Regions from separate parts of the Homo sapiens genome. Here region 2 is linked to region 1. Evidence: chromatin contacts called from ENCODE Hi-C data. All regions are on one chromosome and are shown on one strand. The core of a region is the stretch at or near the end of the contact, and the rest is flanking DNA. Distances in the headings are between cores, read along the strand shown.

Region 1 (4,413 bases), core at 819-3,318:
TCAGCTGGTAGAGCGGAGGACTGTAGGGGTTTGAATGTGGTCATCCTTAGGTCGCTGGTTCGAATCCGGCTCGGAGGAGTTCCATTTTTAAAAGTGTCTCTTCTGGGCCTGAAATAAGGAAACTTGGAGAACGCATGTGCAGCTTGCTTATTCAGGAATTTGTAAGACGCTCAGAGAAGGAAAATAATCCACCCTGAAAATTGCTAACAAGGGTTGCTTCACAGACAGTTGAGTGGGACTCGATTTTCACCAAGTTGAGAAGGGATCATGAGGAATGTGGGGAACGGGAAGAACACGCTGCCCCAAGGCTTCATTTTTTTTTTTTTGTCGGTTTCACGGTCCTTTAGCACCCCCTGTTATATTGATACTTGGTGTGAATAAACATTTTATTAATGATAATTTCAAATATATACAAAGTAGAGAAAATAGCTAATAGCTACCATTAGCCACCACACTGGCACAACTTACCGACACTCTTGCATCCATCATGCCCCTCCCCTAGCTCCAGATCTTTTAAAGCCACCCCAACACGTGTTCTCATTTCATTAACTGTACTGTGTTTTGAAGATGTCAGTGTTTATAATTAAATAGCAGTAGACGGAGTTTATCGCTCTCATCGTACCCCGCTCCTCTTCAAAAAAGGAGCAGTGGACACCTACCTGACAGAAAGTTCTCTTCAATAAAGTTAATGAAACAGGCGTGTTTGAATTCGAGAAGTCTATTATTAGACTTTTAGACACTCCATGAAAGAGTGCAGGGCCCTGTTACTTTAGAAATATACTTGGGGACTGGCAAAAACTGTCATCTCTGATTTTAATAGTGGACACATTTACTCCCTGCTTCCATTCTCTGGGCTACTCTGCGCTCTTGGAGCGAGATGGGAAATTTTGTCAGGCCGCAGCAAGGACGGATTTATGTTGATAGTCATCAAACTCGCCCCGGGCTGCTTCCAGAAAGCTAACCGGATTACTTGTACGCGGTTCCCAGCACTGTCCTTTGCAGTCAGCTTGTCGCTGGCGCCGATGGGAAGAACTGAAACGCCTCAAGGGTGGGGACGGCGCCCCCTGCTGGTCGCGCCCTCGGGCGACGATAAGAGACTGAGGACCCGAGCCCGCGCGGGGAAAACTGCCCTGAGCTTGGCTTAGGGATGGTCCGCAGGCCGCCTGGTGGGAGCAGGACCGCCGTGGCCCGGTCCGTTCTGCGGTTGCGTAGGTCATAGAAGGAAAAGTGGTTTGTGATCTGATAGGGAATCTGAGGACAGACCCAGGGAGAGCAGAAATAAGCGCGCCGCCGGGGGGTCGCCAGAATTGGAGGCTTGTGCGCCTCTGACAAGTATTTGCAACATAAGTATGCATATGGATAATGTATCAATACACACGTGTAATAGATGCCAAACAAATTCTTCAAATAATTGTCACACATTTAAATTTTCAGACATTCACAAAATCAAATGTAAAATATTAAACTGAAAGTTCACAACTTAAATTTTCAAAAATTAAATCTAATTAAATTTCCAAAGTTGAACTGTTTTCAAAATTAAATTTTAAAATATTCAAAATTCCGAGGTAAATTTCCAGAAATAGTTAAAACCTCAAAACTCAAAATTTTTAAATGAAATTTATAAACTTTAAAAGGTGAGTCATTCCTCAGCTGGAATCGCACCCGGGGCCCTTGAATAAAATGCTATTTTGATCGCTAGAACACATAGAAACTTCTCTAAAATTGTTCTGCAAAATTCCCTAAAAAGCCGGCATCAACCCGCCTTTTAGCGTCTCGACAAGGCGTTCTATAGGGTAGGTTATATTTGGGGATCTGCCTTTTCTGGTTCTGCCTGTCCTGAGTTGGAGATCTGACCGGGAATCTGAGCCTAACCCAAGTTTCCCATCCCGCTTCCACGCTCTGAATCAGGCTTCCGACCTGACACACCACTTCCTCCCTCTCCCCTCGGCCTTCCCCTGGACCCGACTGTATTGCCCAATCATTTCCTTTCATTTGTCATCACCACCTTGGACCCGCCCCCTCGTCTCAGGCCGTCGCACGCGTTTTGCGTCAGTTGGCAAGGCACTTTACGGCCGTCGTGCCGCTCGTGTCAGTCAACATGGAGGCAGAGGAATCGGAGAAGGCCGCAACGGAGCAAGAGCCGCTGGAAGGGACAGAACAGACACTAGATGCGGAGGAGGAGCAGGAGGAATCCGAAGAAGCGGCCTGTGGCAGCAAGAAACGGGTAGTGCCAGGTATTGTGTACCTGGGCCATATCCCGCCGCGCTTCCGGCCCCTGCACGTCCGCAACCTTCTCAGCGCCTATGGCGAGGTCGGACGCGTCTTCTTTCAGGCTGAGGGTAAGTATGCAGGCCCTGACGGTGACAGGAGGAGGTTGTCGCTCGCTGGCGGGGTGCAAGCATGCATGTCCTGTTGCTTCGCTGCGCGAGGCTGAGGCACGAGTTGCTGGATTTTGGGGGTGGGGAGTGCGGTGCTTGGCTCCTGGCTGGTGAATCAGTCTGTGAGGATGCTGGGGTGGGCGGGCGGAGGGGATATGGGGAGAGTGGGTAGCGCAGTGTGTCTGGTGGTTCTTTAGTTCTCGGATTGTTACTATTTGTGTTCTTATCCCGGCTCTGTTCACCTCTCTTTCCGGACCTGTTTACTGGTTTGTTACATGAATACAACCTGAGTAAAAGTCTCGTCAGCTTTTCTACAAAACTGAACATAACTCTTTAGCATTGCTGCCTAGGTCAAGAAACTATTTGATCAACCGCCCCTCTTCTTTCCACCCTCAATTTTACATTGAGGCTGAGGACTTGTGCCGGTTTTAAGCAGCGTTCAGGGCTGGCCAGATTAAGGAGTGGACAATTAAGGAAAGAATTGAGTTAGCTAGAGGAAAGGGTGCGATTTACAGTTCCCTTCCTCCTGGGCAAAAACTCTTCAGGTGGGACTCCCACTGGCAGATGTGAAGAACGTTGCGGGCAGTGGGAGGTGCTTTTGAGTGAGTGCTGCATAGGCGTCCTGGACGGGTCTTTGTCTTTGGCGCGCAGACCGGTTCGTGAGACGCAAGAAGAAGGCAGCAGCAGCTGCCGGAGGAAAAAAGCGGTCCTACACCAAGGACTACACCGAGGGATGGGTGGAGTTCCGTGACAAGCGCATAGCCAAGCGCGTGGCGGCCAGTCTACACAACACGCCTATGGGTGCCCGCAGGCGCAGCCCCTTCCGTTATGATCTTTGGAACCTCAAGGTGAGAAGATAGATCTTTCTGCCACACCTCTCACCCTCCCTTCTCCCCAACTCTGGCCCAAGTATCCCCATGGCCTCTCATTGGCCTTGTCCCCTTGTCTCATCTTTCTCCCTAATCTGCACTATCCTGATCTTTTCTTCTTTTCTGCCCACAGTACTTGCACCGTTTCACCTGGTCCCACCTCAGCGAGCACCTCGCCTTTGAGCGCCAGGTGCGCAGGCAGCGCTTGAGAGCGGAGGTTGCTCAAGCCAAGCGTGAGACCGACTTCTATCTTCAAAGTGTGGAACGGGGACAACGCTTTCTTGCGGCCGATGGGGACCCTGCTCGCCCAGATGGCTCCTGGACATTTGCCCAGCGTCCTACTGAGCAGGAACTGAGGGCCCGTAAAGCAGCACGGCCAGGGGGACGTGAACGGGCTCGCCTGGCAACTGCCCAGGACAAGGCCCGCTCCAACAAAGGGCTCCTGGCCAGGATCTTTGGAGCCCCGCCACCCTCAGAGAGCATGGAGGGACCTTCCCTTGTCAGGGACTCCTGAGGGCCTGGGTGGCCCCTTCCATTTCCTGGCCCTGCTCTGCTTCCTGTCTACCTCATACTAGAATGATCGTGACTACCCGGGCAGACATTTTACTGTGTTTCTCAGACCAAGTGTCTACTGATGGCCCAAACATGGAGTTTTGTGGGCTTCCACTGTCCCCACTCCGAACTCCTGTATGTGCCTGGCTGAGTCACCTAATTCATACTGTCATACTAGCATAATTATGACTATTGCATATGCTTGTTTTGTTTGACTCTTGGCTGCCTACGTCTGTAGGGTCCCCTGAAAATCCCACTTCCTGCCCCCAGAAAGGGCCTTTATTTCCAACTAGGAGGATAATGCCTAGTCCAGGCAATCTTTCTCTGTTTAGCAGTCACAGGTGAGGGTGGTATTAGCATCTTTTTTATGTAGAAAAAATTGAGTTAATGGGGTGGACTGGGTTGGGAAGAAATACATTTCCTAATGTATTTATAGAAAATAAAAATATTTTTATGTGCCTTTTTATTTTTGTTGGTGGGGAGGTCATTGGACAAGTTCCAACTTTCATCTTGTGTTCCCTTCACCTTCATATCCTGATCTTAGAGCCCCCCTCCCCCTGCCACCCACCTTACTGTTTAACCTGGATTTTTTTTTCTATTTAATTTTTGTCTAA
Region 2 (4,413 bases), core at 963-3,462, 3.5 Mb after region 1:
TGCCTCTCAGGGTTATAAAGAACAAATATGAATTAGATGTAAAGAGCTTGGTAAGTTCTCAATAAATTCTATCTATCTGTCCTTCACAGGTCAAGCTCCTGATTATAAAGTCTTTCCAGTCTACTCTGTCAGTGATCTTCCCTTCCTCTAAATACTTGACATATTTTAATTCTACAACTCATTTGAAAATTAATCGTGGTTTACACTGTGATATCTGTATTCACATATCACTTTTAACATTTTGATGCTGAAATTTAGGCTCATAAGGAATGAAAACTGTAATTTATATCTACAAATATGATGCCTCTATATTGTTGGAAAGGATCTGATATCAAATATTTGGTCTCACTGACCTCTTAGGAACATTCTTATTTGTCTACGTAAGCTTATTTTGAGATTGTAAACGTATGATCATCTTACTTTTACTTCTCTGTACATGGCTTCTAGCACAATACTTAACATTAGAGTCTGTGATCCCAAGTTCTCAAAATTAATGATTTGCTGATTGCTGATGATCCTTGACACATAATATCTGAGCATCTTTTTTAAATATCTGCCATAACATTGTATCTATTTTTATTAAGCCATTTCCCAGTCTTCCTTGAAGTTTACAGATATGTTTCCTTTATATGCATGTTCTGGGCTCTCACATTTTGTACCTACTAGCACAGTTTTATTATATTCTAATTATTCATTCATGTTCCTTGAGGTCAGAGAACACAGATTTCAACTTTGCAGGCTCAGCCTCAGCTCAAAACCTGGCATAGTTGCTCAATAAATCTTTACTGATTAGACTGTGAGCTTTTGTTGGGAAAAGGATATGCCTTTTAATGCTTTGTTCCTTTACTGCAATTCACAGGGGATGTTGGCTGTTTTTCAAATTAAAAACAGAAAACTGAGGAGGGTAGAATTTCAAGTTCCATTTTCAAAGGAGACACACAGATAAGTGAGAATAAAAACTGTCTACGACAATCAGCTCAACAACACGTCTCCCTTTGTAAGACAGAATAACAAGCAATTTCACAGTTAAATGATAGGGCTTGTCACTCTTCAGCAGTTTGCTGAGTTTTAACCCTTTCACTATGGCGTTCTCTCCATTATTACAGAGAAAGGCAGATGGGAGCCTCTCCCAGCGAAAAGACTACAGCTTGTGTCCTTCATAGGAGAAAACAGTGATGGCTCCAGAACTTTTATATGAATGAACTTAGCACAGCTATCAGAGTGGATGGTGGTGGGAGGGCTAGCAGGAAACTAGTAAACAACTACAAGCTGCCCCTTCAGGGAAAGTTTCTACTTGGAATATAAGTTACAGATTAATGAAAATAGAAAGATTTCCCAAAGATACTTATTCTCATGTTTTATAAAAGATCAGGGAAATGTCAGCTGTCCACTTAACGGATGACATAATGAATTAAGAGTTCGATAGGCGGCAGGCACAACTAAAAGCCAAACTCGACCTAAGTCTTATGAAATCCTACTTAATGAGCTTTCTTGACTACTGCTAGCCTCACTTATCTGGCAGGAGTCGAAGGAGAGGAAGCCCCAAGCTCCTCTGTTCCACCACCTCCAAAGTCCTGAACCCCTTCTCAAGTGTACCACTTCATCCCTGCTTCCTTTCGTCCCGTGGGACTAAGCATTCCTCGGGCCTTCACTCTCACCACTTGCTGTCCCTCAAAAAGCCGACTCACCCCTTTCCAAGCGCAGTGAACCGTCCGCAAAGCACGAGGCCGGTTGCGAGCTGCAGAAAGCCCACGCTCGCCAGCGGGACCCAAGGAACGCTAGAACTATACGTCCCAGAACACTTAGCTTTGTTTTTAACTACGGTGCAGCCGCAAAAGGGAAATACCGGCTCAGGACCCAGGGGAGTTGTAGTTCTCTAATCCAAAGAAATCATTATTTGGCAACGTACGGTTTTCAGGGGGATATACCCCGCGACTGCGTTCCTGTAGGATGTGAGACAAAGAGAATAAATATCCCAGGATTGGGTGCTGGTGGGAAAATTTGCTGGAAGCGCAGCATTGGTTACCAATTTTGTGCTCAACCTCTCAGTACCAGGGTGAAAGTGGAGACGCAATCTCCCTTGGAAGACGTTAGTCTCCATCTCTAACGCTCCCGAGACACGGTTCGCAATTAATTATGACGTCACAGCCAATCGTCAACGCGAAAGCCTGACGCTCTAGCCGGCTCTATCTCGCTGCCCCGCCGCGGGCGCAGAGCTGGCGCTCTAGCCCACGGAGTTGGTTAACTCCTCTCACCGGCCCCTGGAAAGGGTTCCAAGTCCTTTAGTACCCGACGCTGTCTGGGAATTCCGGGCGTTTCGGCTCCTTGGTCGCAGAGGCAGGAGGCGTGCGTGGCAGGAGGGTTCGGGTTATATACTCCTAGGTCCTGGGACAGAATAGTTACGACCTCTGGGACAGGAACTCTTCTCTCTTTTGTTAATAAACTTCCAACTCCCTCCTCAGACCCGACCGCATGTCTGTCATGGACCTCGCCAATACTTGCTCCAGCTTTCAGTCGGACCTGGATTTCTGTTCAGATTGCGGCTCGGTCCTGCCTCTGCCCGGGGCTCAGGATACGGTCACCTGTATTCGCTGTGGCTTCAACATCAACGTTCGGGGTGAGAGGCTTGTACGCAGGGGTCCTGGCGGAGGGCGCAGGGTCGGAAGCTTGGGGAACTCAAGATCGGTTGGGTTGAGGAGGGGATCCTAGAGCAGGACATCAGGCGGTTGTACATTTGGTCTAGCGATGAAAACTGAGGGAAAGGATGTAGGGCCTCCTGGCCTAACCAGCCAGGGGAAAGGGGAGGTTTCCGGTGTCAGCTCTCTCTGGTTGTCTCCATAACCAGTTCTTACTTGCCTGTGCAGACTTTGAGGGGAAGGTTGTGAAGACTTCGGTTGTGTTCCACCAACTGGGGACAGCCATGCCTATGTCGGTGGAGGAAGGGCCTGAGTGCCAGGGACCTGTGGTAAGCTAATGAGATCAAGAACTGGCTCCATAAGGTGGGTAGGAAAGAAATGGAGGAGTGATTGCAAAGCTCTGGAGAGTTTTGTGCCCAATTCCAAGAGGGAAAAGAGATGTAAACCATCGACGTTTGAGAGGCGTGATCGCCTGATTCCTGTGGGAAGTAAGGGGATATGACCAGGCCTCCCTAACCCACCAGTTTCTTCCCAGGTTGACAGGCGCTGCCCTCGATGTGGTCATGAAGGAATGGCATACCACACCAGACAGATGCGTTCAGCCGATGAAGGGCAAACTGTCTTCTACACCTGTACCAACTGCAAGTGAGTATTCTTTCCCCTCCCTCTGCTCAGTCTGTTTGCTAACTAAACAAATCCAGTGATTTATTTTTTTGTACGAAATGGCCGTTTCCCTTGGTCCCATCCCTTATTTCTGTGCAGTTCTGGTAATAGGGAGATTTGTAGTTGTTTTTTATTTTTTTAAGTTACACTTTTTTAAACCTTTTTATAACCAGTGAAATAAACCTTTTAGGATTTTTTTTTTTTTTTTTTTTTTTTTTTGACAGGGTGTCGCTCTGTCACCTAGCCTGGAGTGCAGCGAGGCAATCTTGGCTCACTGCAACCTCCGCCTCCTGGGCTCAGGTAATCCTCCCACCTCAGCCTCCAAAGTAGCTGGGACCACAGACACATGCCACCACGCCTGGCTTTTTTTTTTTTTTTTTTTTTTTTTTTTTGTATTTTTAGTAGAGATGGGGTTTCTCTATGTTTCCCAGGCTGGTCTTGAACTTCTGAGCTCAAGTGATCCACCCACCTCAGCATCCCAAAGTGCTGGGATTACAGGCATGAGCCACCCCGCCTGACCTACTTTTAGGATATTTAAAAGGAAATGAAGAAAAAAAAAACAACATAAGAAGCAGGTATTGTTTAGTGGTCAGCATCTTATACTGCAGTCTTCAACCGCAGTCAAGGTAGCTTTCTTTGGAGAGAATTAGTCACACATGACTTAGAGAACATGGGCTTTCTGAATGCTTTTAAGACCTCATTTTTGTCTTTGGTGTTCTGCAGTCACTATAGTATATCAAAATACGATTTTCTTTTATTCTGTTTGGGATTTGTTGGACTTTCTGAAACTGAGAGTGGACTTTTTTTTCATCAACCTTGGAAAATTATCAGCCATCATCTCTTTTAATATTCTCTTTCCCCCATGTTCTCAGTCCTCACATTCTGGACCTCGAATTAGTTACTAGAAAGAGGTTTCTCTCTTCTGTCCTCCATTTCTCTCACCTTCTTTTCATATTTTCAATTGCTGTTCTCTTTATGCCACCTTCTGAGTAATTTCTTCAGGTCCCTCTTCCATGTCACTAATTCTGTCTTCAGTTTATTTCAAGTATTATTATTTTTTACTATTGTTATTATTTTGAGTTCTATTTAATTACTTTTCAAATCTCCTTAATTT

The links. A loop is a pair of places that touch in the nucleus more often than their neighbours do. Pooled maps may share reads with other maps.
Region 2: a map of CD8-positive, alpha-beta T cell shows a loop between it and region 1 (20-fold over the local background). The contact joins the promoter of POLR1H here to the promoter of ABT1 in region 1. A Hi-C loop is called at or near these places in 2 of 168 maps with a recorded cell type or tissue (CD8-positive, alpha-beta T cell and gastrocnemius medialis) and 8 of 50 pooled maps.

Annotation. Positions count from the first base shown.
Region 1 is chr6:26,594,885-26,599,297 of GRCh38, forward strand. It overlaps ABT1 (activator of basal transcription 1), which reads left to right and starts at 2,069. Exons shown (of 3, transcript NM_013375.4): 1 at 2,069-2,339; 2 at 3,030-3,226; 3 at 3,381-4,413. The coding sequence starts at 2,099. The coding sequence ends at 3,761. TRY-GTA6-1 (tRNA-Tyr (anticodon GTA) 6-1) reads left to right here; the gene lies at 1-78. RefSeq lists enhancers at 951-1,100, 1,201-1,360, 1,918-2,357.
Region 2 is chr6:30,059,053-30,063,465 of GRCh38, forward strand. It overlaps POLR1H (RNA polymerase I subunit H), which reads left to right and starts at 2,213. Exons shown (of 4, transcript NM_170783.4): 1 at 2,213-2,617; 2 at 2,865-2,965; 3 at 3,172-3,281. The coding sequence starts at 2,473. It also overlaps the pseudogene POLR1HASP and a transcript of PPP1R11 not described here. RefSeq lists enhancers at 1,240-2,106, 2,107-2,972.